4 separate regions of the Homo sapiens genome follow, and regions 2, 3 and 4 are each linked to region 1. Evidence: read pairs that join two places in POLR2A ChIA-PET (ENCODE). Cell type or tissue: CD4-positive, alpha-beta T cell. All regions are shown on one strand. Region 1 has its middle 11 kb from the start of HECA. Region 2 has its middle 33 kb from the start of TXLNB. Region 3 has its middle 72 kb from the start of TXLNB. Region 4 has its middle 53 kb from the start of HECA.

Region 1 (8,000 bases):
TAATTTGAGCAATGCCAGTTTTCTATTTCATGGTAAGACAAAAGGAAAAGACTGAGAATCCAATTGTCACCTACAAACAAGAAGGCAGAAGATATTCCTTATCTAAGTCAAGGATAAATAGATGACCTTAAAAAAGTTCCTTGTTTTTTTAACCTGTTGATGGTGTGACCATGACAATGTTGTGGCTTATAAACCAAGAAAAATGAAAGATGCTTGTAATCCATCTATCACAGAGCTTTGCACATAGTTGATACTGGATAAATACATGTTGAACCCAGTTTCTCTGAATACTAGTTTGAGAAATAGAGTCATTTAGAACGCTTGGCAGGAAATATCTGGTACTTATTTTTCCTCAGATTGAAATCTAAAAACATCTCAGGAAACCGTTGAACTCAGGATTGTTAACTTGAACCAGAGTCATACAAAAGACATCTAGCTCACTGGGCAATGCTTTTTAATGACAGAATGCCCTATTTCACCTAGAACTTTCTTCTTTTTTTTCTTTTTTTTTAAGTATACTTTAAGTTCTAGGGTACATGTGCACAACATGCAGGTTTGTTACATATGTATATATGTGTCATGTTGGTGTGCTAAACCCATTAACTCGTCATTTACATTAGGTATATCTCCTAATGCTATCCCTCCCCGCTCCCCCAACCCTACGACAGGCCCCGGTATGTGATGTTCCCCACCCTGTGTCCAAGTGTTCTCATTGTTCAATTGCCACCTATGAGTGAGAATATGTGGTGTTTCGTTTTCTGTCCTTGCAATAGTTTGCTCAGAATGGTGGTTTCCAGCTTCATCTATGTCCCTACAAAGGATGTGAACTCATCATTTTTTATGGCTGCATAGTATTCCATGGTGTATATATGCCACATTTTCTTAATCCAGTCTATCATTGATGGACATTTGTGTTGGTTCCAAGTCTTTGCTATTGTGAATAGTGTCGCAATAAACATACGTGTGCATGTGTCTTTATAGCAGCATGATTTATAATCCTTTGGGTATATACCCAGTAATGGGATGGCTGGGTCAAATTGTATTTCTACTTCTAGATCCTTGAGGAATCACCACACTGACTTCCACAATGGTTGAACTAGTTTACAGTCCCACCAACAGTGTAAAAATGTTCCTATTTCTCCACATCCTCTCCAGCACCTGTTGTTTCCTGACTTTTTAATGATCGCCATTCTAACTGGTGTGAGATGGTGTCTCATTGTGGTTTTGATTTGCATTTCTCTGGCGTCCAGTGATGACGAGCATTTTTTCATGTGTCTGTTGGCTGCATAAATGTCTTCTTTTGAGAAGTGTCTGTTCATATCCTTTGCCCACTTTTTGATGGGGTTGTTTGATTTTTTCTTGTAAATTTGTTTAAGTTCTTTGTAGATTCTGAATATTAGCCCTTTGTCAGATGGGTAGATTGCAAAAATTTTCTCCCATTCTGCAGGTTGCCTGTTCACTCTGGTGGTAGTTTCTTTTGCTGTGCAGAAGCTCTTTGGTTTAATTAGATCCCATTTGTCAATTTTGGCTTTTGTTGCCATTGCTTTTGGTGTTTTAGACATGAAGTCCTTGCCCATGCCTGTGGCCTGAATGGTATTGCCTAGGTTTTCTTCTAGGGTTTTTATGGTTTTAGGTCTGACATTTAAGTCTTTAATCTATCTTGAATTAATTTTTGTATAAGATGTAAGGAAGGGATCCAGTTTCAGCTTTCTACATATGGCTAGCCAGTTTTCCCAGCATCATTTATTAAATAGGGAATCCTTTCCCCATTGCTTGTTTTTGTCAGGTTTGTCAAAGATCAGATGGTTGTAGATATGTGGTATTACTTCTGAGGCCTCTGTTCTGTTCCATTGGTCTATATCCCTGTTTTGGTACCAGTACCATGCTGTTTTGGTTACTGTAGCCTTGTACTATAGTTTGAAGTCAGGTAGCATGATGCCTCCAGCTTTGTTCTTTTGGCTTAGGATTGTCTTGGCAATGCGGGCTCTTTTTTGGTTCCATATGAACTTTAAAGTAGTTTTTTCCAATTCTGTGAAGAAAGTCATTGGTAGCTTGAGGGGGATGGCATTGAATCTATAAATTACCTTGGGAATTATGGCCATTTTCACGATATTGATTCTTCCTATCCATGAGCATGGAATGTTCTTCCATTTGTTTGTATCCTCTTTTATTTCATTGAGCAGTGGTTTGTAATTCTCCTTGAAGAGGTCCTTCACATCCCTTGTAAGTTGGATTCCTAGGTATATTATTCTCTTTGAAGCAATTGTGAATGGGAGTTCACTCATGATTTGGCTCTCTGTTTGTCTGTTATTGGCTATAAGAATGCTTGTGATTTTTGCACATTGATTTTGTATCCTGAGACTTTGCTGAAGTTGCTTTTCAGCTTAAGGAGATTTTGGGCTGAGACGATGGGGTTTTCTAAATATACGATCATGTCATTTGCAAACAGGGGAAATTTGACTTCCTCTTTTCATAATTGAGTACCCTTTATTTTTTTCTCCTGTCTGATTGCCCTGGCCAGAACTTCCAACACTATGTTGAATAGGAGTGGTGAGAGAGGGTATCCCTGTCTTGTGCCATTTTCAAAGGGAATGGTTCCAGTTTTTGCCCGTTCAGTATGATATTGGCTGTGGATTTGTCATAAATAGCTGTTATTATTTTGAGATACGTCCCATCAATACCTAATTTATTGAGAGTTTTTAAGCATGAAGCATTGTTGAATTTTGTCGAAGGCCTTTTCTGCATCTATTGAGATAATCATGTGGTTTTTGTCTTTGGTTCTGTTATATGATGGATTACGTTTATTGATTTGCGTATGTTGAACCAGCCTTGCATCCCAGGGATGAAGCCCACTTGATCATAGTGGATAAGCTTTTTGATGTGCTGCTGGATTCGGTTTGCCAGTATTTTATTGAGGATTTTTGCATCGATGTTCATCAGGGATGTTGGTCTAAAATTCTTTTTTTTTGTTGTGTCTCTGCCAGGCTTTGGTATCAGGATGATGCTGGCCTCATAAAATGAGTTAGGGAGGATTCCCTCTTTTTCTATTGATTGGAATAGTTTCAGAAGGAATGGTACCAGCTCCTCTTTGTACCTCTGGTAGAATTCGGCTGTGAGTCCATCTGGTCCTGGGGTTTTTTTTGGTTGGTAGGCTCTTAATTATTGCCTCAATTTCAGAGCCTGTTATTGGTCTATTCAGGGATTCAATTTCTTCCTTGTTTTGGAGTGTGTATGTGTCCAGGAATTTATCCATTTCTCCTAGATTTTCTAGTTTATTTGCATAGAGGTGTTTATAGTATTCTCTGATGGTAGTTTGTATTTCTGTGGGATCGGTGGTGATATCCCCTTTATCATTTTTTAATGCGTCTATTTGATTCTTCTCTCTTTTCTTCTTTATTAGTCTTCTTAGAAGTCTATCAATTTTGTTGATCTTTTCAAAAAACCAGCTCCTGGATTCATTGATTTTTTGAAGGGTTTTTTGTGTCTCTATCTCCTTCAATTCTGTTCTGATCTTAGTTATTTCTTGCCTTCTGCTAGCTTTTGAATGTGTTTGCTCTTGCTTCTCTAGTTCTTTTAATTGTGTTGTTAGGGTGTCCATTTTAGATCTTCCTGCTTTCTCTTGTGGGCATTTAGTGCTACAGATTTCCCTCTACACACTGCTTTAAATGTGTCCCAGAGATTCTGGTATGTTGTGTCTTTGTTCTTATTGGTTTCAAAGAACATCTTTATTTCTGCCTTCATTTTGTTATGTACCCAGTAGTCCTTCAGGAGCAGGTTGTTCAGTTTCCATGCAGTTGAGCAGCTCTGAGTGAGTTTCTTAATCCTGAGTTCTAGTTTGATTGCACTGTGGTCTGAGAGACAGTTTGTTACAATTCTGTTCCTTTACATTTGCTGAGGAGTGCTTTACTTCCAACTATGTGGTCAGTTTTGGAATAAGTGCTATGTTCACCTAGAACTTTCAAGTCTTGATTCATAGTAGATTAATTTTGTCCTTTAAAAGAGAACAAACCAACATAGCAAATATTGGGTTATTTTTTCCACTTACAGGCTTTACTAGAATAGAAAATGCTAGCAATTTATTTGTGGGTACTGAAACTTATGGTATGATCTAAACAGAATAAGATGGTGGGATGGCTTTTCTTTAAGATCAAATTTTTGTCTTTAAGTACTATGATTTTTTTTTCCCTTTAAAATGTCTCCTATAGTGATCCTTTTCCTCGGTTCTCCTTTTAACTCCCTAACTGCAAATTCTCATCGTCTCATCCCAACGATGATACAATATATTTTCGGCTGGCTTCCTTGTCACCACTTTTCCTATCAAATGTATCCTGAATGTTACTATCAGAGTATTCTTCCAAAACGATGTTTTCATCACATCATTCTTATCTAGTAACTTACAATAACTTCTTAGAGCTGGACAAATCAACTTCAAACTTGGGCAAGGCATTGCTTCTCATAATCTCCTCCCCACCGGCTCCCAGCTTTGTACACCAGAGTGCGCTCTGTTGCAATCTTAGCATCCTGCATGGGTCCCTGGTACAAACTGTCCCTTTAAGGTATCTGTATCTGCATGCAACAGGAAGTGGGGTGTGGTTTGTTCTGGGATGAGACTACAGTTGTATGCTGAAAAGAGTTTATCCTTGACCTAGAACTAGTACTGCTTTTAGAAAAAAAAATCTTGTTTACCGTTAAAAAGGAGAAAGTTAAATAGCACTTACAGTTAAAAAGAAAAAAAGGCAAATAGCAACAGACAAAGAATATAAAATGTAAATGCTCCTGGTAATAACAACCACTATTTATTGAGAGCTTACTATGCGCTAGGCCCTACACATACATTATGAGTCTTAACTCTGAAATAGATACCATTATCCCCATTTCACAAATATCTTGTCCAAGATCACACAGCTAGCAAGCCAAAACTGCAACTCGGAAAGTCTGGCTCCGTACACACGCCCCTAACCACAAAACTATAATAACTCTTCATTGGATCTAAAGCTGGCATCTACCCTGAAACCTGAGAAGTGCCTGCTCTAGGAAATAACAAATGTTTTCTGCTTATATGCTAGAAGGAATTTCCTCTATCTTGAAGGGAAAGGTTTGTTTTTTTGTTTTGTTTTGTTTTGTTTTTTTAACAAATGCACACTGTAGTGTAGGTCCAAACAATACACAGTGGTACTCTTATCACCCTGGCTTCCACTTTTGAGCAGCTCCTTTAGGTATTGATCAGGTGTTTCCTCTTACAAAGAAACCCCACAGATTACCAAGGGCAATGTTTTAACCCAAACCAGACCATGGGCCACAATATTACAAATTGGAGAGTGTGGTAGGATTGGTTTGGAGTAGAGTCCATGCTGTGATCCTCTGTGGGAGACTGTTGGCTAAACCCAACTTGGCAACTTTAATGGTGCAAAAAAATGGCCCAAACCAGGAAGGCTGCAGAATCAGTATGTCAGCACTTAAAATAGAATTTTCTAGTAGAAATGTTAACACAATATAGAAGTAGAGAACTATGACTAGGTGATCAACAGCATATAGGAAGTGGCCATACCTAGAATTTCAGGCATAAGAAGATCTTGTACATGGGATGTTGCCTCCGTTGCCTACTATAATATAACAATTTAATCATTTCCCATTGGCTCATAAGAGCTGGTTGTGCACATCTCTTCCCAACCTTGAGTTCAGTGGCTTGTGCTGATAACCTAAAACTGGCCACAGTAGGAGTATTTATACCATGGGCAACTAGAAATGCTACAAATCAGAGTTCCCTCCCACATCCCTTCCCAGCCAGTTTAGCAACAGCACAGCACTAAAACTACCCCAAGAGTTGCTTAAAACAGCAACTATTTATTATTTCTCACAATTCTGTGGGTTGACTAGGCTCATCCGGGCAATCTGTTCCATGTGGTAAAGCTGTGGTGACTCATACAGCTATATTCAGCTAAGATAGGATTTCTCAAGCTTGGCACTAGATTCGGGGCTGGATAATTGTTTGTTGTTGCGTCCTGTGCATTGCAGGCTGTTGAGCAGCATCTCTGGCCTCAACCTACTAGATGCTAGAAGTGACAACCAAAAATATCCCTGGACATTGCTAAATGTCCCTGAAGGCAAAATTGCCAGGGGTTGAGAACCACGAAGCTAAGAGCTTGGCTGGGGCTGGAACACAAGTATCCTTTCTCATCTTCCACATGTCCATGATCTTTTATTAAAGAAAAATGTTATTCATGACATTTGTTACAGATGGTAATGCAAACTTTTCAGGGGAACTACTACCATGGAGTTTTGTATTAGGAGAGAGAGATTGGGCTCAACTCCAAATACAACAAGGAAAAGTGGGGATTTGTAGCCAAGGAGCAGGGGTGGGAGTCAGTGGATAGACAGTTACTAAGAGGAAACATCAAGGTTAGGGGGATTGTGGCCAAACTGACTTGAGAGGATTCTTGCTGAAGGCAGGCCAGGCTGATCTCATACGGAAAGTTGGGGATTTTTATGAAATTGACCCAGCAAGATTCTTGCTAAAACGGAACTAAGCAGGCCAAGGACGAGGCAAGGTTGGGGCCTAGTCAAAAAGAGGAATCAGAGGGGCCTGACTCAAGTTTGGTCAAGGACGGAGTCTTTGTCACCCTCTCCATGTGGCCTCTCATCATTCCATAGTCTGGCTCAAGTTTCTTTGCAGCATGGTGGCTGGCTTTTGGGAGAGCAAAAGCAAATTTAGGGTCCAGACTAGAGCAATTGCACTTTTGCTGCATTTCTAATTGGTCAAAGCAAGTCACAAGGCCAGGTTAGATTTAAGGGGAAGGCAAACAGACTCCACCTTTTGAAGAGAGGAGTAGCACATTTGTGTTCATCTTTAATCCATGCAGTGCTATGTTTGCATTTAAGGACTTAGAACAAATATTCTGCAGGAGGAAAGGAAATCTTAAGACAAAATTCTATTCGAGATTGATTGAAATGAACTCCAGAACCATACATAGCAGTACTTATTACTGGACTAAATGTGAAACTGATTGTTCATGTGATGGTAAATTTTTGTTACCTATAACAATTACAGCATATTTGAAGTTTCTTAAAATGGAAGCAATACCATGAATGTTCAACTGTTTACATCATTTAGAATTAGTACTTAATGTATTATATCTTCTGACAGTTTCCGTTTTATAGTTTTGAAGATATTTCCCAAGAAGTTTTCTAAAGAACTGGTTGTTTACAAGAGGGATCCAGTATCTGTCTTTTCACCATTGTATCAATACTCACCTGATTGCTAGTGCCAGAAGTAGATTGTTTTCTTTTCTTTTTCTTCTTCCTTATTTTTTTTGAGATGGAGTCTCACTCTGTCGCCCAGGCTGGAGTGCAGTGGCACCATCTGGGCTCACCACAACCTCCGCCTCTCAGGTTCAAGAGATTCTCCTGCCTCAGCCTCCCGAGTAGCTGGGATTATAGGAGTGCACCACCACACCCAGCTAATTGTTATATTTTTGGTAGAGATGGCGGGGGTGGTTCACCATGTTGGCCAGGCTGGTCTCAAACTCCTGACCTCAAGTGATCTGCCTGTCTCAGCCTCCCAAAGTGCTGGGATTACAGGTGTGAGCCACTGTGCCCAGCTAGAAGTAGATTTTTGTTGTTGTTGTTCCAAGGCATTATTTCCCCTAAAAATATTCAGCAGGACTCTACTTCCGTAGAATGTTAATAAGCATTACATGTAAAAGGATTTATAGGTTATATACATTTGGGAAATTCTAAGTTGAGAGTAAACAGGTTTCTTTACTGCTGGACTTTTAGGATCTTTACTATGCTAATATATATTGTGACTCATACAATATACAGTGTTTCCTAGACTTATTTTACCACAGAAATAGAGGCACGTCTTATATAACTAGTGTTCCTCAGGATATTCTTGGTAGAAATCATTCCAAGTAGAAATAAAGGAGGAAGCTGAATCTTGAGAGAAAATTCTAGCCAAGATCAATCAAAATTAACTCCAGAAACAAGCAGAGCAGTAGCCT
Region 2 (8,000 bases), 200 kb after region 1:
TCATTTTTTTTTTTTACCAACCTAGAGGTGAGCAGTGTGATTGTTCCCATTTTCAAAAGACAAATCTGTGGCAGAGACAAGTTATCAACTTGCTCAAGACTTTCTAGCTCTGCACTGGTACAGACATGATTCTCACTCAACAAGGTGACTTCAGAGTCTATATCTCTCCCATGCTACATAGGCACAAGTCATTGGGTAACACTTCTAAGAAAGCTCTTCTGCCCTTTCCCACTTTCTCCTTCTTCTTACCTGAAGCAGATGTATTTGTTAGAGCTACAGTGGCCATATTCCACTCTAAGGCAACTGTGAAGATGAAAGCCATGGGCTTGGGACAGCACAGCAGAGAAGTAAAAGGAACCTAGATCCCTGTTAATGTCATGCACCTGCTTGCTAGGCCTGAAATACTCACCTCCAGACATCCATGTTCTTTCAGACACTATTATTTGGGTTTTCTACCTTATCCAATGGATTGAATCCTGATACTAGCCTGTCAGTGTAGAAGTGCCCCGGGGTTCCGTCACTGGACCTTGCTATTGTCTGAATGTTGGTGTCCCCTACAAAATTCAGGTGTTGTAATTCTAACCCCCAAGATGATGGCATTAGGAGATGGGGCCTTTTGGAGGTGAATGGGTCATGAAGGTAGAGCCTTCATGAATGGGATTCGTGCCCTTACAAAAGAGGCTCCAGAGAGTTGCCTTGTGCCTTCTACCATATGAAGATAAAGTGAGAAGTCACCATCTGTGAATCAGAAAATGGGCTCTGACCAGATACTGAATCTGCTGATGTCTTGATCTTGGGTCTCCCGGCCTCCAGAACTATAAGAAGTACATTTCAGTTGTTTATAAAATACCCAGTCTATGGTACTTTGTTATAGCAGCCCACATGGGCTATGACTGAGCTCTCCTTTTTTTTTTTTTTTTTAATCTATGGAGACTTCATATACAGAGACTTCTGAAAACTTTTACATTTATGTCTCTAGCCCAGACTACTCTCTCTTTTTTTTTTTTTTTTTTTTTTGAGATGGAGTCTGTTGCCCAGGCTGGAGTGCAGTGGCACAATCTTGGCCCACTGCAAGCTCCACCTCCCGGGTTCACACCATTCTCCTGCCTCAACCTCTCAAGTAGCTGGGACTACAGTTTCCCACCACCACGCCTGGCTAATTTTTTTGTATTTTTAGTAGAGACAGGGTTTCATTGTGTTAGCCAGGATGGTCTCGATCTCCTGACCTCGTGATCCGCCTGCCTCGGTCTCCCAAAGTGCTGGGATTACAGGCATGAGCCACTGCGCCCAGCCTCTCAGACTACTCTCTTGAACTACAGATTCATTAATTTTTTTTTTTTTAAGATAGGCAGAGTTTTACTATGTTGCCCAGGCTGGAGTGCAGTAGCTATTCACAGGCACCATCATAGCACATTAAAGCCTTGCACTCCTGGCCTCCAGCAATCGTCCCACTTCATCCTTCTGAGCTGCGACTACAGGTGCACCACCATGCCTGACTTCACAGCCTATTGACATCTCTGCTTCGGCATTATCACTGCTGGGTTGCACTGCTATAACAGAATACCACAGAGTGGGTAATTTATAAAGAACAGGCATTTATTTCACACCGTCCTGGAGGCTGAGAAGATCAAGATCAACACCCTGGCATCTGATGAGGGCTTTCTTGTTGCATCCTCACATGGCAGAAGGTAGAAGGGCAAGGGTTGGGGGGACAAGTGTTGTGTCCTCACACTGGCAGAAGAGCAGAAGAGAGTGAACCCACTCCTGCCAGCCCTTTCCATAGTGACATTAATCCATTATTAATCCATTCATAAAAGCAGAGCCTTCATGAACTAAACACCTCCCATTAGGCCCCACCTCCCTTCTAAAGAAATTCCTCCTCCAGTCTTCCCCATTATAGAAAATGGCAACTCCATCCTTTAGTTACTCAGATCAAAAATTTGGACTCATGCCTGACTCCTCTCTTCCTTTTCCATCCCACATCTGATCCAACACAAAAGTCCCATTAGTTCTATCCTCAATACGGTGCAGAGTTCAACCACCTCTCATCCAAATTATCTTAGTAACAACTGCCTTCCCGGCCACTCCCCTAAAATATCGATGCCTCCCCAGCCCAGCTTTATATCCCCCTTGTTCCTTCTTTTTCTGTAGAAAAAACACACTGCACATTTTCTGTACATTTTACTTATTTGCTGTGTTTATTCTTTGTCTCCTCCTCTTGCCTGTATGTTGCATGGGGGCAGGCATTTTCGCTGGGTTTTCCCTGCTGTTGAATCCCCCATAAACAGATGCTAATTGAATAGTGGCTTCCCCAGGACAGAGGCCCATGGGGCTATCAATTTTCTAAATGTCCATTTCCCTAAATCCCTTTATCTCTTTTGGATCTGTCCTCATTTTAAAATAAGAAACTAGCATTTCTGTGAACTGACTAGGAATAATTTCAATTGTCATTTCAGTAAGAAGTTTCATTTTGGACCAGTGACTATGATTATCCTTCCTTAAATACATAGGAAATCATTTTGTTGGTGTTGACATTGCACGAGATGAAGAAGGGATGGGGCTCAGTGTGTGGTTTGGGCTCTTTTGTTTGCAAGAAACCTCTAGAGATGTATTATAGTGACCCCAAGAAAAAGAATTTGTTTAGTTTTTTTTTTTTTTTTTTGAAACGGAGTCTCGCTCTGTCGCCTAGGCTGGAGTGCAATGGCATGATCAAGGCTCACTGCAATCTCCGCCTCCCGAGTTCAAGCAATTCTCCTGCCTCAGCCTCCCGAGTAACTGGGACTACAGGTGCGTGCCACCACGCCCAGCTAATTTTTTGTATTTTTAGTAGAGACGGGGGTTTCACAGTATTAGCCAGGATGGTCTCGATCTCCTGACCTCGTGATCCGCCCGCCTCGGCCTCCCAGAGTGCTGGGATTACAGGCGTGAGCCACCGCGCCCAGGCTTGTTTAGTTTTTTTATTTACTTATATAATAATAAAGAAACATGTGGACCTGGGCTGGGGACAAGCAGGAAAGTCACCAAGAATCACGAGGCACGTGGTTTCTCTCTGTACATCTGCTGCATTGTCTTCTCTAGGCTTACTTACCAACTTCCGCTGCTTACTCATAATTTCTGTTTCCTCTTCGTTTTTCCGGGGCCCTAGTTTACCTCCGGGCTTCCGTTGGCATCAGCTTCCATTCCCCTACATCTGATGGCTCGGCCCCTGTTTCTCAAAATTAGGCAGCTGTGGTTTACAACAGGGGACAGTCAACAGATTGCTCCAGTCAGTGCTCATCCCCGTCCTTTCTGCTGTGGTCAGGGTTTGGAAAGGGTCCCATAAAGCAAAACACGCCCCCAGAAGCTTTGCGCAGGGAAGGTAGATAGGAGTCACGCCCCTCCCCCATTGTCATCGCCATAGAAACAGGTTCCTGTTTATTCAGATGACTGTCTGTTTAACTGTTTCAACTCCACTTTGACTTGGAAAAGTGTTCTGGGATACTGACATTGTTTTATGATTCCCATCTTTGACTACCTTATTCTAGCACCAAATGTTAAACATGCAGCCCATTAATGCTTGAGCTTAGCTTTGTTTTCAGAATCTTCTGCCGGAAGCTTCTAGCTTCCTTCCAAGCTCTGGGGACAGAGAGGAGCCTCCTCTTTTGTGGAGTGTATTCAATGTGTGTGTATATATATATACATACATATATATTTTTTTCATTTAATTTTTTTTTTTAACTGTGACTAGTTCAGGATGACATTTTACAAAATCCCCCCGTTTTTTTTTTTTTTTTTTTTGGTCTGTTATTGTTTCTGGAAAGGAAAGTTTTATTTCCTTGTTTATTCTGTGTCTTCTCCTCTCTCCTGTATGTTGCATGGGGGCAGGAATTTTTGTTAGTTTTTTCTCCCTGTTCAATCTCCCATAAACAGCTGCTGATTGAACAGTGGCTTTCCCAGGACAAGGGCCCGTGGGACTACATTCAATGGTTTTAACTTGAATGCAGAATAATTTTTTTTAAGAGATTACCTTTTATTTCATTTTTTATTTATTTATTTTTTGGGGGGGACGGAGTCTTGCTCTGTCACCCAGGCTCGAGTGCAGTGGCACCACCTTGGCTCACTGCAAGCTCCGCCTCCTGGGTTCATGCCATTCTCCTGCCTCAGCCTCCCAAGTAGCTGGGACTACAGGCACGTGCCACCACGCCTGGCTAATTTTTTGTATTTTTAGTAGAGACGGGGTTTCACCATGTTAGCTAGGATGGTCTCAATCTCCTGACCTCGTGATCCTCCCACCTCGGCCTCCCAAAGTGCTGGGATTACAGGCGTGAGCCACTGCACCTGGACAGATTTTATTTTTTAAAAAAATCTTTAGTTCAAATGTATGCCAATACTTTTAAAAGCCAGGTAATATTAAGAGACTGTTGTTCTCAATCACCTGGCATACAGAAAGTTCTGGAATATTCATATTCCCATTATACAGCTGAACCACTGCTGGAGTCTTGTCTTTTGCTGCCATAAAGAAACAGATATGGAGTAATATGTGGTTAAGAGCAGAGCTCCACTAATTTGATATCTGACTATTAGTCACATGTCATTTTGATTCTGAACATCATCTGTGACTAGAAGATAAAATTAGTTCCTTTTTTTCTATGTTTTTATGATACTGTGTTTGGTTCCTAATGTTCTGAAAAATGCTAATGTGTGTTTTTCATAGAGCAACCTAAAATATATTTCCTTTAAGAAAACAACAGGCTCAGCCCAACTGTAGGAATTATATTTACTCTGTAAATCAAATTTGTTGCCAGCCTCTGCTTCTGTGGTCAGAGAGGGAAACAATTTACTAACTGTAATAGTTACTTCCTCATTTTTCAAGGGGTGTTAATTTTATGCCTGCTGATGGCTGCAATTTTTCTCAAATGCAAACATAGAGTCAAATAATTTGACATTTGTCAAATATTTTACATTCTAGTTAGAAAACATAAATCGTTTTCTTTTAAAAACCCAACCTCTAAAGCTGCATGTTTCTCCAAGTCAGTAGTGCCTTCATTTTATGAGGGAAATGAAATCAATCATCCCTGGATAATCAAGAATTAGGACAGAATTGCTCCTGACAACCCTGACATGGTAACACCAAAACAGCTCCTCCCTGACACCTGGCTAAATAGTGAGGGGGGTCAGCCTGGGTCTGTGTCTCTTGGCTGGGGAATATTTCCTGTGCTATGGGGTCTTGGATTCCTGCTCATTCTTCACAGCTGCTTTACCCACACTGCTGTGGCCACTGTCTGCCATTGGTTACTCCCCTCCTTCCTCTGTGGAACGGCTGCCTCCACTACTGCTGAGCTGTGAATAAGTCCCAGGTGTTTGCCTGCTTGTTTGTCTTCATCTAACCTAGACTTTAGGTTGCATGAAGGCAAAAGAGGTGTCTCTCCTATTCATCTTTGTATACCCAGCACCAGTACCAAGCAGGTGCTCAATAAATGATTGTTGACTGATGAGGGAATAACTCACCATAAATTAGCAGCAAGCAGTCATGTATTTTTTTCTCACAATAAAATGCACTTTTAAAAAAATCAGCACCATATGCACATATATTAATTTCTCATGCAATAGTTTAACAGTGAGAGTCTAAGGGTAATTGCTTCACCATATCTGTTGCTCTTGTTGGGGCTCAGAAAATTATACCCCAGAACGAAGGCCTCAGAAGCAAAGTTTCTCTCTGACCTTCTCCTGCCCTCCTGTCTCTCATCCTTTATAGTCCCCTGAGGCAAGTCATAGAAACTAGAAGAAACTAGAATTTCTCTCCCCCATGGTGGGTCATAGAAACCAGAACTCCCTTTCCCCAAAGCAAGCATAAAGACCAAAAATGTTACTCTAACCTTCTCCCAGCTTTCTGTGTAATAGCTGGCCATAAACAAATTAAGACCCTCATTCCAGAGGGGTCCTGCCCCCATTCCTGGAGAAAGGAATGGCACACAGAGAAGCCAAGAATATGAGCCCACACTTCCTGGGTTTCCTCCTCAGTCTATCACGTTAGTCCTTGGGGGAAAACCTTTGGCCCGATCACATTTCTACATAGCTGTCCATTCTTTGTTTAACCTAAGCATAAAAATTGATATTTTCCCCTGTATTTTTGGGTCTTCATTCCAAAGGCTCTCATGTTACCTAAAACTGTGATCAAACACATTTGTTGGACGGGCGTGGTGGCTCACGCCTGTAATCTCAGCACTTTGGGAGGCCAAGCGGGGCGGATCACAAGGTCAAGAGATCGAGAACATCCTGGCCAACATGGTGAAACCCTGTCTCTACTAAAAATACAAAAATTAGCTGGGCGTGGTGGTGTGCGCCTGTAGTCCCAGCTACTTGGGAGGCTGAGGCAGGAGAATTGCTTGAACCTGGGAGGTGGAGGTTGTAGTGAGCCGAGATCGTGCCACTGCACTCTGGCCTAGGCGACAGAGTGAGACTCTGTCTCAAAAAACAAAAAAACACATTTGTTATGCTTTTTTCTTGTTAACCTTTTCAGCCCCTATACTGTCTGCCCCGCTGTTGGCTTTATTTGACTGATCTGGCGGTTTAAACAGGTGTTCATTTCTGGACCATGCTTCTGCCACCTCCCCCTCACTCTTCAAGCTCCAGCCATACTGGCCTTTCAGTTCCTTAAATGTGCCAGCCTCTTTCTTGCCTCTGGCTCTTCCGACTTTTTCCTCAGCTTGGAAGTTTCTCTCTCTTGACCTCCTTATTTTGGCTAACTCTCATCATTCTTTCAGAATTCAGCCTAAATGTCAAATTCCTCAGAGTTGCTTTCTCTGATGCTCTGATATCAGTGATCTCCCGTGTTCCCCTAACACTCTGTTTTTGAATTCTGCATAGCACTTATTATTTTATCACTATATAGTTAGCTGACTTTTTCGTTTATTTGATGCCTGTCTCCTTCATTTGGCTGTTAGTTTCATAAGAATAGGGTTGAAAATTTAGTGCCTAACACCTAGTGGGTGCTCAATAAATATCTGTTGAATGAATGAATTAGTGACTGAATAAATAGAATGAATAAATGACCTAACAGCTCAATGTGTGTTAAAAGTGGTTTTGTTGTTGTTGTTGTTTTGTTTTTTTGTTTTTTGTTTGGATGGCAGTATAGACACAATATAAATTAAGCAATGAATACATTGGAGCAAAATTTAGAGTACCAACATCAAGAGATAGTGTGGTATTTCATTTCAGGTTATCTCACTTATTATTAATTACTACTTAATTGGGAGTCGTGTTTCCTCATCAGTTTTTAGAAAAAAGTTTAAACCAGCTGGGTGCGGTGGCTCACGCCTGTAATCTCAGCACTTTGGGAGGCCAAGGCCGGCGGATCACGAGGTCGGGAGATCGAGACCATCCTGGCTAACACAGTGAAACCCCGTCTCTACTAAAAATACAAAAAGAAATTAGCCGGGTGTGGTGGCGGGCGCCTGTAGTCCCAGCTACTCAGGAGGCTGAGGCAGGAGAATGGCGTGAACCCAGGAGGCGGAGCTTGCAGTGAGCCGAGATGGCACCACTGCACTTCAGCCTGGGCGACAGAGCAAGACTCCATCTCAAAAAAAAGAAAAAGAAAAAAGAAAAAAGAAAAATGTTTAAACATACGCTTTATGGTTTGTGAACCTTCACAGTACTCTCCATTTCCACAACACTTTTCACTTTAGCAATAAAAAATTTGTGTACATAACTTTTCTTCAACTTTATGTGTAAATTCAGAAGTTAATGTATATTTAAAATTTATTATTATACCTTTACTTCCAAGTAAAATTTGAGGCCACTATCATACTAAGACATTTTTCAAACATCAGACAAATAAGTTCATATAAAGATTAAGGCAATAGTTAGGCTTTTAAGAGAAGAAAATCGATTACTACAGAACTCTAATGTTGAGGCCAGGCACAGTGGCTCATGCCTGTAATCCCAGCACTTTGGGAGGCTGAGGCGGGCTGATCATGAGGTCAGAAGATTGAGACTATCCTGGCCAACATGGTGAAACCCTG
Region 3 (8,000 bases), 95 kb after region 1:
TCAACCATTGTGGAAGTCAGTGTGGCGATTCCTCAGGGATCTAGAACTAGAAATATCATTTGACCCAGCCATCTCATTACTGGGTATATACCCAAAGGATTATAAATCATGCTGCTATAAAGACACATGCACACGTATGTTTATTGCGGCAGTATTCACAATAGCAAAGACTTGGAACCAACCCAAATGTCCAACAATGATAGACTGGATTAAGAAAATGTGGCACATATACACCATGGAATACTATGCAGCCATAAAAAATGATGAGTTCATGTCCTTTGTAGGGACATGGATGAAGCTGGAAACCATCATTCTCAGCAAACTATCGCAAGGACAAAAAAACCAAACACCGCGTGTTCTCACTCATAGGTGGGAATTGAACAATGAGAACACATGGACACAGGAAGGGGAACATCACACACTGGGGCCTGTTGTGGGGTGGGGGGAGGGGGGAGGGATAGCATTAGGAGATATACCTAATGCTAAACGACGAATTAATGGGTGCAGCACACCAACATGGCACATGTATACATATGTAACAAACTTGCACGTTGTGCACATGTATCCTAAAACTTAAAGTATAATAATAATAATTTTAAAAAAAGAAAATGTGGTATATAGACAATATGGAATACTACTCAGCCATAAAATGGAACGGAATAATGGCCTTTGCAGCAACTTGGATGGAGCTGGAGGACATTATTCTCAGTGAAGTAACTCAGGAATGAAAAACCAATCATCATATGTTCTCATTTATAAGTGGGAGCTAAGCTATGAGGATGCAAAGGCATAAGTATGATATAATGGACTTTGGGGACTTGCAGGGAAGAGTTGGAGGGGGTTAGGGATGAAAGACTACATATTGGGTACAGTGTACACTGCTCGGGTGTACCTGATGCACCAAAATCTCAGAAATCACCACTAAAGAACTTATCCACATAACAAAAAACCACGTGTACCCCAAAAACTATTGAAATAAAATAAAAATTCAAACAAAGGGACCTAGATAAGCTACAATGCCTATCCTTAGAACCGTGCAGGTATTTTGGCGAGAATGAGGCCTGGAGTGGTCTCAGAATTTTGTGGAAGGTTCTGAGAGATGTCCAGGGTGGTGTGTGCCTGTTCTCCTAGCAGCAGACCTAATGGCTAAATGTGGACTTGTAGCAGCTGACAGCAGCCTTGCGCTTACACATTTAGTACTTGAAAACCTCCCTTTTGACTGCATCATGGGAATCAAAGAATAAGTCATATAAGAAAAATCTATGAAGTCAGCAGCTGAAAGATTGAGTGGAAACATGTTTGCAAAGCCACTTTGCACAGAAGCTTGCAAAAAGAAGGGAGTCGGGATGTGTAGGAAATATGACAACTGAATATTTATGAGTGAAAATAAGAGCTAATGTAAATATTTAATGCATAATATTTAAATTATTGCCCACTTCAAAACTAAAATCATAGTAAAATACCAGACACTTTAGCAGGATTAACGTCTGCTTCATCCTGCTTCACATATAATTTTCACAGTAGTAGTTTAAGAAATTTTAGCTTAGGCTGGGCGTGGCGGCTCACACCTGTAATCCTGGCACTTTGGGAGGCCAAGGAGGGCAGATCACGAGCTCAGAAGATCGAGACCATCCTGGCTAACGCGGTGAAACCCTGTTTCTACTAAAAAATACAAAAAATTAGCCGGGCACGGTGGCAGTTGCCTGTGATCCCAGCTACTCGGGTGGCTGAGGCAGGAGAATCGCTTGCACCTGGGAGGCGGAGGTGGCAGTAAGCCAAGATGATGCCACTGCACTCCAGCCTGGGCGACAGAGCAAGAGTCTCAAAAAAAAAAAAAAAAAAAAAAAGAAAAAGAAATTTTAGCTTAGTTTGTGAATATTGCAATCAGTCTTAAAGCTATGAACATTGTGTCCAACATGACACTGATTTGCCCATTTCCAATAATTTGTATTTACCTGGTCTCTCCTTTTAGAGGAGGAGTCACACCTGCATAACTCATTAGACTATGATTGGATGGCAGCTGTACACGGTGGCTGAAGCATTAGTGTCTTTCAGTATGGTAGGGTCCCCTTTAGGGTGTTCAGCTTCTGCTGCTCAGCAGCAAATGTGTGACCAATTCAGTATGTGTTGGGTTCTCGACTTAATAGGGTGCTTAATTACTAACTTACATAAGCAAGTACAAGTACGTTTGTATGTATGCACATATTTAAGTAAGGTTTTCTGATGTTATTAGACACCAAAAACATATAAAATATACTTTATTAATAATTGTCAGAAATGTGCTATTAACACACATAGATGAGTTTGTGAATACTGCAAAAAGATTTAGCACTTTGAGAGTTGTCCAGGTAAGATTTTCCAAGAGGAAGGCCAAGCAGATACTTAGGGCATCTGCAAAGCAGCAATTTTGTGAAGAAGATTCCAAATATAGGCCAGGCGTGGTGGCTCACACCTGTAATCCCAGCACTTTGGGAGGCCAAGGTGGGTGGATCATCTGAGGTCAGGAGTTCGAGACCAGCCTGACCAACAAGGTGAAACCCTGTCTCTACTAAATACAAAAAATTAGCCAGGCATGGTGGAGCATGCCTGTAATCCCAGCTACTTGGGAGGCCGAGGGAGGAGAATCGCTTGAACCTGGGAGGTGGAGGTTGCAGTAAGCTGAGATTGCACCATTGCACTTTAGCCTGGGTGGCAGAGCAAAACTCTGTCTAAAAAAAAAAGATTCCATAATATTATTTGTTAATTGATGATTTATAAAAACCCAAAAAACCATTGAAGAAGTCATCATGGCTTCTGGATCTCAGCTTGGCAACAGCAGCAATGGAACCCATGGGAAAATAGAAAGCTGGTTCCCCCAAATTCCATCCCTGGAGATATACTCTCTGTGGTGTAAATTGTGGCTGAGTTCTTTGAGTATATTTTGTCAATTGTGGAATACTGGTATAGGTTCGTTATCTTTCTATTGCTTGTCTAGTGTAGTTCATTCATACTTCTATCCCGGTGCCTCACCCACTGTCTAGCACAGGGTAAGTACTCACTAATTGTATTCAATGTTCAACTCCACAATTGCTGGCTTGCCCATTTCTCACTGAAGTGGGATACAGCCTGGATCCCAACTGCAATTTGGTTTCATTTGTTCAGAGAAAAATAAACTTCCTTGAGACTTTTTCAGCCTAACAGTGGTAAACAATCACTCAAGTTGGCAGAAGAGGAGGCCTACTTAATCACTGTACAAAGGTGGTTTTCAGTCCAGTTGCTGGGTATACAGTCCTGCCAGATTTAGTGACAAGCAGGCCTGAGCTGACCAAGTCACTGGCTACATCTCCAGCGGTTCAGTAGGTGGCACTGCTGTTCTCTCTGTGCAGAAGCTGGCAGCCGCACGGAGGCTGTATGTTTGGGCAAGCAGGAATGCAAATCATCAGCTCAAAGCAGCCTTTCTGGGCAAGCAGCAACACAAACCCATTATCAGTGCGGTGGCAGCTGCTGCTGTTTGTCCCTGCTTGCAGGCAGTTTCAGAGTGAGGGCCTTTGGAATGTGACCATGAGACTGGAGACGTCAGGAAGCGAAGCCACTGGGCTAAAATAAGCAGGTTAGGAGTCAGTTATCTGGTTCCCCACAGATGTGTCTGGGAGCAGCTGGGAGGCTGAGACGGCAGGCAGGCCTTTCCTTCTTATAACTCTGGGCTGGAAAATCTCATCAATATGGAAAACTCTCTAAAGACCCATCTTGAAACCAAGTCAGCAAAAATCTAGAGTATCTTGAACTGGTGGCAGAATTATATTTGTTATACCTATGAGCTGGCTTTTCCTGGTCAGTCTTGATTTCTAATGTTCTGTTTTCTTGCTGATATAAGAGTATTAGGCTTTGTCCAACTGCATTTTCACTTGCGGTTTAGAAAATATGGTCACCGTAATTACCCTTCATTTCCTGACAGCTGAATCTCAACTGATATTATGGACTGACTGTGTCCCCCTCAAATTCATATGTTGAAATCCTTACTCTCAAACTGATGGTATTAGGAAGTGGGGCCTTTGGGTGATAATTAGATCATGGGGGTGGACCCCTCATGAATGGGATTAGTGCCCTTATAGAAGAGACCTCAGAGAGATCTTTTGCCCCTTCTGCCATGTGAAGTCACCATGAGAAGATGGCTGTCTATGAAGAAGCAGATCTCCCACACACTGAATCTGCTGGTACCTTGATACTGGACTTCTCAGCCTCTAGTACTGCAAGAAATAAATTTCTGTTGTTTGTAAGCCACCCCGTCTATGGTATTTTGTTATAGAAGCCTGAACAGACTATTTAATTTCTATTTAATTCAAACTTCTCACACAAAGTGATGGGAAACCACAAGTCACTGGGATTTGTTTTTTGCTAGTACTTTAGTTTATGGGGTGAATATCTGCCATTTTAGTGAATCCTTGTATACCATCCAAAGGGAGGCAGGAGTGAGGTAGCCATGAGTCTCTCAAATTTAAGTGGATACAAAGTAGCTCCTCGGAGAGCTGGATCCATATGTGTGTCATCATATCTGCGTCTGACAAATGCCTGGCATATGTGCTGCCCCTTCCCCTCCTTCTAGGGTTGGCGTTATTAACTTATTGTGGCACACTTTCCTTCCAGACCAGTTTTGGTCTCAGACAGATTCTTTGGCACATAGGATAAAACTTACTTGCCCAGTTTCAACCGTGGTTGACCTTTAATATTTGCATTATATCAGATAATGATAAAGGTCAAAATCTTAGCTAAAATAACAAACCTGGTCCTCCATAGCTGGCTCTTAAATAAAACAGAAACTCAGAGGAGCCGAAATCATAGAGCCCAAATACTAGAGCTCAAAGGAAATACGATGCATCTTCAGAATCTCAAGATAATGAAATTGATGCTCAAGAGACAAGCTGGATGGGAATTCTGCTTCTTGTAAGGGTAGAATCAGTTGTTGCAGGGTAACCCTGCATCCAAGAACTAGGAGAACTTGATAAAACAGGTAGAATGTCTGTTGGAAGGCACTGGAGAGCTAGCTAGGCAACAAAAACTTGAAATGGTCAAGAAAAGCAAAAAGAGAAATGAAGTAACATTGGGACTGGTTTTCCCCTTGAACGCTCTTGCAAATATGCAACCTGTGACTGAGAGGATGAGACGCTAAGCAAAGCATCCCACAGTTTCATGGGGCATCAGAAACAAAAATTGGATTTTAGAGCTAGTTAATGGTTTAGGGCCCTGGCAAACACTCCATGCTTTTAGTTGGGACCCTCAAACAATTACACTGCAGAAAATAAAGTTCCCTAAAAAGTCTGAAGCCCAACTTCAAATCACCTCAGTTTATGATTGGGTAAGATAATTGGTTCCATCTTAACTGCCTGCTGGAAGCTAAAATAAGTACTCTCTTCAGGAAGATAACACTTTCCAGAGATTTAAATCATCTCCATTTTTCTTTCTTTCTTTTTTTTTCTCCAGAAACTGCCCTGCATTCGAACAAAAAATATCTGGTATATCTCTAGGCAAAATTGCTGAAAACCAAGGTAAAAAACACTTAAGATATCCAGATATTGCAATGATCGGACGTGGAGTTTAAGATAATGATGATTTGTACATTCAATAAATTAAATGATGAGATAGAGCATTGTACAAGAAAACTGGAAACTATAAAAAAATAAGATACAATGTCTAAAACTGGAAAATATTATAGCTGAAATTAAGAACTCAATGGATTGGTATAACAGTGGCTTAGATATAATTGAAGAGAGAATGATCATAAACTGGATGATGAATCAGAAGATAGGAGTAAAGGATTAGATGGCGTTAAAATGTTCTAAGGCTTTGCTTTGGCCAGGAAGTGGCAAAATAATATTTTTCATTAGACTTTAATAAGTCAGAGATGAATGTTGAAATGCCTATGGTATCCACTAAAAGCTTAAGGAAAGATTGAATAACTAAAAATAGCTAACAGAGAGGGGAATATAATAAAAATATATAATCCAAAGTCCAAAAAAATTTAAAAAGAAAGGAATAAAAATAAACATAAAACAGATGGCACAAGTATAAAATAAATAGCAAGGTGGTGAGTTTAATTTTATACATATGAATCAAAATCTCTAATTAGAAGACAAAAATTGTCAGACTAGATAAAGCAAACAACATAAAACAAGACTCTATATTGTACAGAAGTACATATTGCAAATTCAAATAATTTGGGAAAATTGAAAATAAAAGTGTGGAGAAAGATACAGCATGAAAATATTAACCACAAGAAAGCTCATGTTTATATCAGCTTATATCATGTTTATATCATGTTTATATAAGCTCATACTTATATCACACAAAGTGGATTTTAAGGCAATAAGCAATACTACAGATAAAAATAGATATTTCATAATAAAGTGGCCAATCCAACATAAAGATATCGCTAGTATAAATTTTTATACACCTAATAATAAGACAATACCTGATAGAACAAAATGGAGACATATAAAAATCTACAATGGGCTGGGTGCAGTGGCTCACTTCTGTAATCCTAGCACTTTGGGAAGCCGAGGCAGGTGAATCACCTGAAGTCAGGAGTTTGAGACCAGCCTGGCCAACATGGCAAAACCTTGTCTCTACTAAAAATACAAAATTAGCCGGGCCTGGTGGCACACACCTGTAATCTCAGCTACTCCAGAGGCTGAGGCAGGAGAATCGCTTAGAACCCGGGAGGTGGAGATCGCAGTGAGCCGAGATTGCGCCACTGCACTCCAGCCTGGGTGACAAAGCAAGACTCTATCTCAAAACACAACAACAATAACAACAAAAACAAAAACTACACTGATAGTAAGAGCTTTAACTGATAGGACCAAATTTATTGGTCAATGGACCAAAAACTGGTCAATATTTTGGTCAATGGACCAAAAATAAATAAACAAATGAAGAATCAACAGGGTTAAAGAAGATTTGAACAACGGGATTAATAAAATGACCTAACTGATACATATAGAACACTGCCTGCACTCAACAACTGCAGGCGGAACATTTACCAAGATTGACTGTATGCAAAACTATGTAGTTTCAACATGTTTCGAATGATTTAAATCATATAGTATAGTCCATGACTGTAACACAATTAAACTATTAATTAAAAGATAAAAGTAGAAAATGTCTAATGTTTAGAAATGAATCAATACACTTTTAAACATATGTGAAAGACGAAATCACAGAGAAAATTTAAAAATATTTTGAATGGAGTGATAAGAAACATAGTAGATCAAAACTTGTGGGATGCAGTTAAAGCCATTCTTAGGTAGTCTTAAATGCATTTATTGGGATGGGGAAGGAAGAAAATTAATGATCTAAGACTCTAGCTCAAGAAATGAGAAAAAGAACAACAAATTAAGTATGAAGAAATTAACACAATGAATGAAATAGAAAACAAATGTACAATAGAGAAAATAAAATAGAGAAGAACAAAGGCCAATATTTGGTCTGTGAGGCAACCTACAAAATGGGAGAAAATTTTCGCAACCTACTCATCTGACAAAGGGCTAATATCCAGAATCTACAATGAACCCAAACAAATTTACAAGAAAAAAACAAACAACCCCATCAAAAAGTGGGCAAAGGACATGAACAGACACTTCTCAAAAGAAGACATTTATGCAGCCAAAAAACACATGAAAAAATGCTCACCATCACTGGCCATCAGAGAAATGCAAATCAAAACCACAATGAGATACCATTTCACACCAGTTAGAATGGCAATCATTAAAAAATCAGGAAACAACAGGTGCTGGAGAGGATGTGGAGAAATAGGAACACTTTTACACTGTTGGTGAGACTGTAAACTAGTTCAACCATTGTGGAAGTCAGTGTGGCGATTCCTCAGGGATCTAGAACTAGAAATACCATTTGACCCAGCCATCCCATTACTGGGTATCTACCCAAAGGACTATAAATCATGGTGCTATAAAGACACATGCACACGTATGTTTATTGCAGCACTATTCACAATAGCAAAGACTTGGAAC
Region 4 (8,000 bases), 63 kb after region 1:
TATATACAGATGCTGGAGGTTCGGTACGTGCAAAATCACATCAGAGTTTGGGTTTAAGAGTACATCTAGTTGTAGATTACAGAAGCATAATCACTAAGCCTGTCAGACATTATATGTTAGAAAACACAAGGACTAGGGTCATTTATCTTTTAAAGAATATAGTGACCAGGCAAGAGACTTGGAGGACCGTCTGCTAATACTGCACTGTCCTCAAAGCATGCTTTCAGAGAGCTGCACATTGTTGTGGAGTCAGCGCTTCGTGAAATTATGTTAGCAAGCAGAAATGAGCAGACATGGCTGCTTATGTTTGCTACTTTGTCTCCTACGAGGTTGGGTGTAATACACAAACATGGAAGGAGAAGTGTCTGGACATTGTACAGAGCAGGGAGTCCCCAGAAGTAAGTGAGAGGAGCCTTGTGGGTGTGGAAATTACAGATTTGCTCAATATATGTATCAGTGGATGGGCACCTTGTTTTCAGTTGAGAAATAATTTGGGCTTGTGACAAGGGAGTAGATTTAAAAGCTATAGTAGCCCTTGCTTCAGCAACACAGGCGCCAACATAGAAGTAATTCTGTGAGGCCTAGCTGGGCCCTCTGCATAGGAGTGATGAGCACATTGGAAGCATCCCCTATTTTAGAAAAAGAACACTTTCTCAAAGGGAAAAAATTTGAAATCAATAGTTGTGTCTTCACCTCATCTTTTAATGCATTAATTTGTTGACATCTGTTCTCTTTTGTTAAGATAGATGATTGCTTAAGGAGAACTCTGGGTATAAGGTGACGTTTTCACAGTCTACACCACGAATTCATCATTTTACTCACTTGGGGATCTAGCTTTGAGTTATTTTTGGATTCAAACATGTCAAGCTGTCGGATTTGATAGCATTGATCTATCCAGTTTGGGCAGGGTTTTCCTTTTTGACTAACTTTTCTAACAGTTCCTCTAGGTGTGTTTAATTTTCAATTTCTCACAATCTTGTTAGAAGCTCTGGTATCCCAGACTGTTGAGGGTTGCTTGACTTGATCAGGGTTTATTGGAGTTCCATATAGTCTTGGAAAAAGTGCTGGTTACATGTTTCTCTTAAGGAATGACAATTTTTTTATGGTTTAGGGGCTGTCCCTTGCTAATTAGCAGTATTCTAAGTTACTGCCAAACCATTGGTTGAATAAGCGCTTTATGCCTTTTTGTTATTTTCATCACATTAACAAATTGCATATTTTTCTGAAGCTCTGATGACACTGCAGGTGATTGATGAGGGAAGTAAAGCCGGGTGAAGCCTATAGGCTTGCGTTCCTCTGAGGCTCCAGAACCCCATGGTTCTGAAAAGAGAATGATTTGGGCAGGGAGTGGGATAGTGGGAGTCCTGGGGGCTACTGTGCATATTTCAGAAAACTTAATGGAGATCACAAAGTTACCCACCACAAGGCTGCACAGGATACCTAAAAGGTCAGTTTACTTTTGGCAGGAGTTACTGCAATCTTGGTTATCAAGCTGCTCAGAAACACTGGCAGTAGCATATGCCTTTGATGAATAATATATGAAAACAAATGAATTACCTAATAAATGCAGTTCACTTTAAAGACATAAGTTTTCAAAACACAGGATAGAGTTGTGGCCGGGTGCAGTGACTCAGGCCTGTAATCCCAGCGCTTTGGGAGGCCGAGGTGGGCGGATCATGAGGTCATGAGATCGAGACCATCCTGGCTAACACGGTGAAACCCCGTCTCTACTAAAAATGTGAAAAATTAGCCGGACGTGGTGGTGGGCACCTGTAGTCCCAGCTGCTCGGGAGGCTGAGGCAGGAGAATGGCGTGAACCCGGGAGGCGGAGCTTGCAGTGAGCCGAGATCGCACCACTGCACTCCAGCCTGGGCGACAGAGCGAGACTCTGTCTCAAACAAAACACACAAAAACATAGGATAGAGTCATACTGGGTTAAGGGTGGTCTTTGGTGATGGGAAAATGCCATTTAAAAAAATGTCCTTCACTTTTTTTCTAGTCCTTTTTCTTCTACCTGTTGTGATAGTTTTGCCTATCTTACTTATCCTTACCTGCCTATCTCTCTCTTTCCTACTTTGTCCTTTCTGTTGCCCTTCCTGTTGCAACAAGTTTCTTAACCATCAGGATATAGTAGAAGCTCCTTGACAAACCCAGACATTAGTTAGTCAGCAAATCAAAAAAGAAGTTAGTTGAGAAAATAATTACCTACAATCAGCAAGAAGATCAACAAGTTGACCCTATAATCAGTTGATTTTCGGCAAAGGTACAAAGAGAATTCATTGAATAAAGGATAATGTAACAAATGGAGTTGGAACAATTTGATATCCATATGCAAAAATATATAAATAACCCAATCTGGATCCATATTTACACCATATTTTTAAAACTAACTCAAAATGGATCAGATGTAAAATCCAAAAATGGATAGATTAGATGTTATTAAAATTAAGAATTTCTCAAAAGATACTGTTAGGAGAATAAAAAGACAAGCGCCACAGACTGGAAGAAAAGGATTTGTATCCAGAATACATAAAAAGTTCCCCCAAAAAACATTTGAACAAACACGTTAACAGAAAAAGGAATGATGACACATAAGGTACTCAATATTGTTAGTCATTACGGAAATGCAAATTAAAACCACAATGAGGTACCACTTCACACCCATTTTAATGGCTGAAATTAAAAAGAATATCAAGTGCTGGCAAAGATATGAAGTAATTGGGACTCTATTACACTGCTGGTGGGACAGTTTCACAGTTTTCTTAAAAAGTTAAACATGTGCCTAACCTATGTCCCATCCATTCCACTCCTGTGCATTTATTCAAGAAATGAAAGTATATGTCTACCCAAGGACTCATTCATGAATGTTTGTAGCAGCTTTGTTTGTAATAGCCCCAAAAAGAAACAATCCAAATACCCATCAACAGAAGAATGAACAAAATTGCAATATGCAATTGCAGAGTACTACCCAGCAATAAAAAGGAACAGATTCTTCATACATGCAACACCATGGACGGACCTCAAAATAATTAAAGTGAAAGAAGCCAGAGAAAAAGACTACACCCTGTATGATTCCATTTATGTAAAGCTCTAGAAGATGCAAATGAATCTGGTGACAGATTGGTGGTTGCCTGGAGATGGGTGGAGGAATATTAATGAGAAGAGAAAGAAAATGATTGCAAAGGGCATGAGAGAATTTGGGGGTGACTGATGTGTTCACTGTCTTGATTGTAGTGATGGTTTCCCAGATGTAGACATCTGTCAAACTTATTAAATTGTATACTTTAAATATGTTTAGTTTATTCTGTGTCAATTATACCTCCATCAGCCAGAAAAAAATACCCTCTTCTCCCCCCTGCACCTCCCTACCCAGGATAACTTGTATATCATAAACATTTTATTTATATTTAAATCAGTAATACACTTTCATTTGACAGATTTGGTTCTTTAGACCCTCTAGTTGTAGGACTACACTTTCTTGCAAACCTTCATTTATGATGCACTGTAAGAATGCTTCCTATTTGGTTCTCTTTAAAGTGGAATTGGAACTTAATGACACATGAGAAATACTATAAATATAGAACCTCTCTAGACTTGTAGGATTTCCATTTTTTAAAATCTTTTGCTTTTTTTTCCCCATGTTTAATTCAGTATTTTGTGTATATGATTTGCCTCATCTGCTCAAAGCATCCTACTGAGTTATCAAAACAGTATTTTTTTTTTATAATTATATTTCATTGGTTTGTGCACTTTTTTATTAAATTACATCATTGCAATGGCAAACGTAACTGTGGCATAAGCAAGTCTGGGAATAAACCTGAGTAACTTTTGGTAAGTACAGAACTCTGCTGGGGGAAACCATATGCAGATGGTGCCTGATAGCGAGGAGGCTCCCAGCTGCCAGCATTCATCTGGCCGAGGTCATTCATCATAGTGTGGCTTTACAAAGCAATTTAGAGGCAGTTAATTGCTGGATTGGTTAAGGAAAGGTTGATTGAGAGAAGATTCTACTGCTCAAGCTCGTTTAAATCCTTACTTCCCTCACCTGTAAATATTGAGTCCCTACCTGGGGGTGTTAAATGAAATCATTAAATTAAGTGTTTATTGCAGTCACTGGCATGGAGTAAGTGCCAAAGATGTTCCGTATTAGGATCATTTATGTTATTTCTGGAAGCATTCTTATGTTAGGGCAAGATTGTCTGACTCAACACTTATTTTACCGATGAGGAAAATGGCTCAATGTTTGATGGCCTTTTCCATCACCAACCAGTTAGGTGGTAACCCCTAAGAAAGCTTCCCAGGGGCCTTCTTACTAAGAGGCTCCTGAAGAGTTCTCTAATAGCAGTGGAGGAATTGCAGATCCTGTGTCATGGATACAGGAGCTTCTGAGAGTGGCTTTACTTTATGTCTCTCAAATCGATGGGTGCGTTGATGGAAAGGGAGATAAAACCAGGCCTCAGTGAGGCAGTGAGATGAGAAGAGGGTTGAGAAAGTTGTGCAACTGGCAGGCAGATAAAATCTGTCTTAATAAGGATGGATAGAAATTTTGTGACAGCCGTATTTGTTTTTTCCCTAGTTGGGTCAGCTTCAAACTGAGACCTGTGCTCAAAAACCTATTTCTTCTTTGGATGGAAAAATGATCCATTTGTTTCTCTTATCTAAAACAGGATCTGTGATCTACCCTAACATGAAATTTTAAGTGTAGATTATTTTTAAAAAATCTAATCGAAATTCTGACAAAGCATTTGACTTATAAGGTTTGCATTTTTGTATTAAGAATTTTATTGAACTGAAAAATTTCTGAAAGAGAAATTTCACTCCCAACGTCTCTCATTTACATTTTTGTTAGATTTATTAATGCATATGTAGCACTTTGTATGTATGCCGGGAAGCAAGAGCTTTTTGAAAAATTGTGTTGGAATCTCAATTGTTTTCCAGATTTCTTTTTCTTTCTTTCTTTCTTTTTTGAGACGAAGTCTTGCTCTGTCGCCCAGGCTGGAATACAATGGCATGATCTCGGCTCACTGCAACCTCCACCTCCAGGGTTCAAGCAATTCTCCTGTCTCAGCCTCCTGAGTAGCTGGGATTACAGGCATGTGCCACCATGCCTGGCTATCTTTTTGTATTTTTAGTAGAGACGGGGTTTCACAACATTGGCCAGGCTGGCCTCAAACTCGTGACCCTCAGGTGATCCACCCACCTCAGCCTCTCAAAGTGCTGGGATTACAGGCGTGAGCCACCATGCCCGGCCCAGATTTCTTTAACCTCGTATTCTATGTAGGTGGGATATAACCTGTGGTTCTTTGGAATTGGGGTTTTAACAGTAAGCAATCATATGATGTGTAGTGTAAGAAGCACTAATGTTTTATTACAGCTTTCGGGGTAAAAGCATTGCAAAGGAGGTGACAGGCGTATTCTGTTGCCCAAAAGTTTATGATTTCTCTTTTGATGTTTTTCATGTTGCATGTTTGGATTTGCATTAGTTGAAAGTTCTAAGAAAATATCTAGCAAATTAAGCTACATGTGAAAGCTTTATTCAAAACTGCTAAGCATTAAAATTCAAAAGGATGATTTTATCTAAGAAGAATATTTAAAATAGTCAAATTAGTGTTTTTTATTATTAGAACTGCCTCTATATTGAGGTTAGAGCAAGTACTTTGGCATTTAGTTTTCTTGGTTTATGTGTAATTTTAATTAACAAGATATTAATTATGAGTCTGAGGATTTCAGAATTTATTATTAAACCCAAAAGAAAGGAAATAAGAAAGGTCTGAAATAAATGGAGTTCTCAACTTGTAGAGATGTGCTCTTTTTGAAAATACAAACTTCCAGGTCAGATTTCCAGTTTGGGCCAAGGAAGTAAGCTTTCACCTCTTCAAAGACAATATTGTCTTTGCAGCTGTGGAGGTTTGCGGGGAGAGAGGTCAGAGCCAGATGAAAACAGTTTTATAGGATCTATGTCAGCATTTAGCAAGGTTGATCTTGTCGGGTATGAAGTCACTCAGATGGGGGATACAGAGATATTGCTAGCTGTTGTACTATGGAAGTCACGTGATGGGATTCCATGTAAATGTCACTCCAAGTAGGCTCTCCTCTAGGGCAGGGACTGTCTTTGACAACTTCTATCCATAATGCCTACTATAGGGCTGTGCCCATTAGCTGTCTGTCAAACAAATGTGCTGGCAGCTGTGGGGAATTCAGACAATTTTCTTTCCTAGTTTTGTGTTTTGGGTGCCTACTTCCTTGGGGATTCCTTTCAGAAAACCAAATGTCAAAATATTAACAGTAAAGAAAATACCTGGATCATAAGAACTGCCTTCATATCTTACACATTTAGAATAAAAGTGATTCTTAGTCTGTTCAGGCTGCTATAACAATACCTTAGACTGCGTAACTTATAAACAACAGAAATGTATTATTTACAGTTGTAGAGGTTGGGGAGTCTAAGATCAAGGTGCCAACAGATTTGGTGTCTGGTTGAGGGCCTGTTTCTTTCTTTCTTTCTTTTTTTTTTTTTTTTTTGAGACAGAGTCTCGCTTTATTGCCCAGGCTGGAGTGCAGTGGCACGATCTCAGCTCACTGTAACCTCCACCTTCTAGGTTCAAGCGATTCTCCTGCCTCAGCCTCCCAAGTAGCTGGGACTACAGGTGCCCACCGCCATGCCCAGCTAATTTTTGGTATTTTTAGTAGAGACGGGGTTTCACCACATTGGCTAGGCTGGTCTGGAACTCCTGACCTTGTGATCTGCTCACCTCGGCCTCCCAAAGTGCTGGGATTACAGGAGTGAGCCACCACGCCTGGCCAAGGGCCTGTTTCTTATAGATGATGTCTTCTAGCTGTGTCCTCACATGGCAAAGGTGTGAACAAAGCATACTTGGACTTCTAAGGGCACCAAACTCATTCTGATTAGATCAGAATCCTGATAATCTAATGACCTCCCAAAAGGCCCCACCCCTTCTGTTGTTTTTTGCTTTTGTTTTTCTCTTCTTTTCACAGGTGTTGAAGGTCCCACCTCTAAAAGCCATCACCTTGGGGCTTAGAGTTTCAACATATGAATTTGCAGGAGGAGGCACAAGCGTTCAGACCATAGCAGTGCTCCTGTGTGGGATTATTTAAGTAGTTAAGATTAAAAAGTTAGAAAACGTCAGAAAAAGAAGACACCTTAAAAATCCTGTTTCCCAATCCCTGTACTGTATAGAAAGGGGGACAGATACAAGAATTGCTTAGAATCAAGACCTCTAGAGCTGTGCCATTCAGTACAGCAGCCTAGCCACATACTGCTGTTCAAATGAAGTTTAATTTTTTTTTTTTAATTAAAAATCCAGTTTATCTGGCCAGGCGCGGTGGCTTACGTCTGTAATCCCAGCACTTTGGGAGGCCGAGATGGGCGGATCACCGAGGTCAGGAGTTCAAGACCAGCCTGACCCACATGGAGAAACCCCATCTCTACTGAAAATACAAACTTAGCCGGGCTTGGTGGCACATGCCTGTAATCCCGGCTATTTGGGAAGGCTGAGGCAGAAGAATCGCTTGAACCTGGGAGGTGGAGGTTGCGGTGAGCCGAGATTGCACCATTGCACTCCAGCCTGGGCAACAAGAGCAAAACTCTGTCTCAAAAAAAATAAAAATAAAAAAATCCAGTTTATCAACTGCACTAACGATATTTCAAGTTCTCCGTAGTCACATGTGGCTAGTGGCTACCATATTGGACAGCACCCATTATACAACGTTTCAATTACTAGAGAAAGTTCTATTGGACAGTGCTGGGCTAGATTTTTTTCACCAAAATCTTTCCTGTCCTCTGTGAAAACCTTAATGAGTGGGTTCCTAATTATTAGCCCTTAACACTGTTTCACATATTTCAACAAATGATTTAAATTTAGAAACAATGTATGGAATACTTCTGTTACTTATTCATTTTTGGTTATCCTGGGTGTGGGGCGGTGTACCTGGGAGACTCAGGGAGTTGTGTTGAGTTCATTCAGACATCAACAGCCTTA

The links. Peaks named below come from ENCODE experiments on the same cell type or tissue, not always from the same donor. Only the 100,000 strongest peaks of a DNase experiment are listed, where the experiment ranks them.
Region 2: POLR2A ChIA-PET joins it to region 1 with 10 read pairs; 5 of 35 experiments call an interaction of 5 or more read pairs at or near these places.
Region 3: POLR2A ChIA-PET joins it to region 1 with 13 read pairs; 7 of 35 experiments call an interaction of 5 or more read pairs at or near these places.
Region 4: POLR2A ChIA-PET joins it to region 1 with 10 read pairs; 10 of 35 experiments call an interaction of 5 or more read pairs at or near these places.

What each region holds. Positions count from the first base shown.
Region 1 is chr6:139,120,560-139,128,559 of GRCh38, forward strand. No RefSeq gene overlaps it. Among named protein-coding and RNA genes, the nearest start is that of HECA, 11 kb to the right of the region's middle. RefSeq lists an enhancer at 6,073-6,574. In CD4-positive, alpha-beta T cell, a CTCF peak has its summit at 4,488; DNase peaks (open chromatin) are centred at 4,532, 4,932 and 5,902; H3K4me3 peaks cover 625 bases; H3K27ac peaks cover 3,227 bases.
Region 2 is chr6:139,320,639-139,328,638 of GRCh38, forward strand. It overlaps a transcript of TXLNB not described here. Among named protein-coding and RNA genes, the nearest start is that of TXLNB, 33 kb to the left of the region's middle. In CD4-positive, alpha-beta T cell, no CTCF peak of the experiment used is centred here; DNase peaks (open chromatin) are centred at 3,133 and 3,363; H3K4me3 peaks cover 823 bases; H3K27ac peaks cover 2,752 bases.
Region 3 is chr6:139,216,041-139,224,040 of GRCh38, forward strand. It overlaps a transcript of TXLNB not described here. Among named protein-coding and RNA genes, the nearest start is that of TXLNB, 72 kb to the right of the region's middle. In CD4-positive, alpha-beta T cell, a CTCF peak has its summit at 3,309 (motif pointing right); a DNase peak (open chromatin) is centred at 3,361.
Region 4 is chr6:139,183,806-139,191,805 of GRCh38, forward strand. It overlaps a transcript of TXLNB not described here. Among named protein-coding and RNA genes, the nearest start is that of HECA, 53 kb to the left of the region's middle. In CD4-positive, alpha-beta T cell, no CTCF peak of the experiment used is centred here; no DNase peak of the experiment used is centred here; H3K27ac peaks cover 477 bases.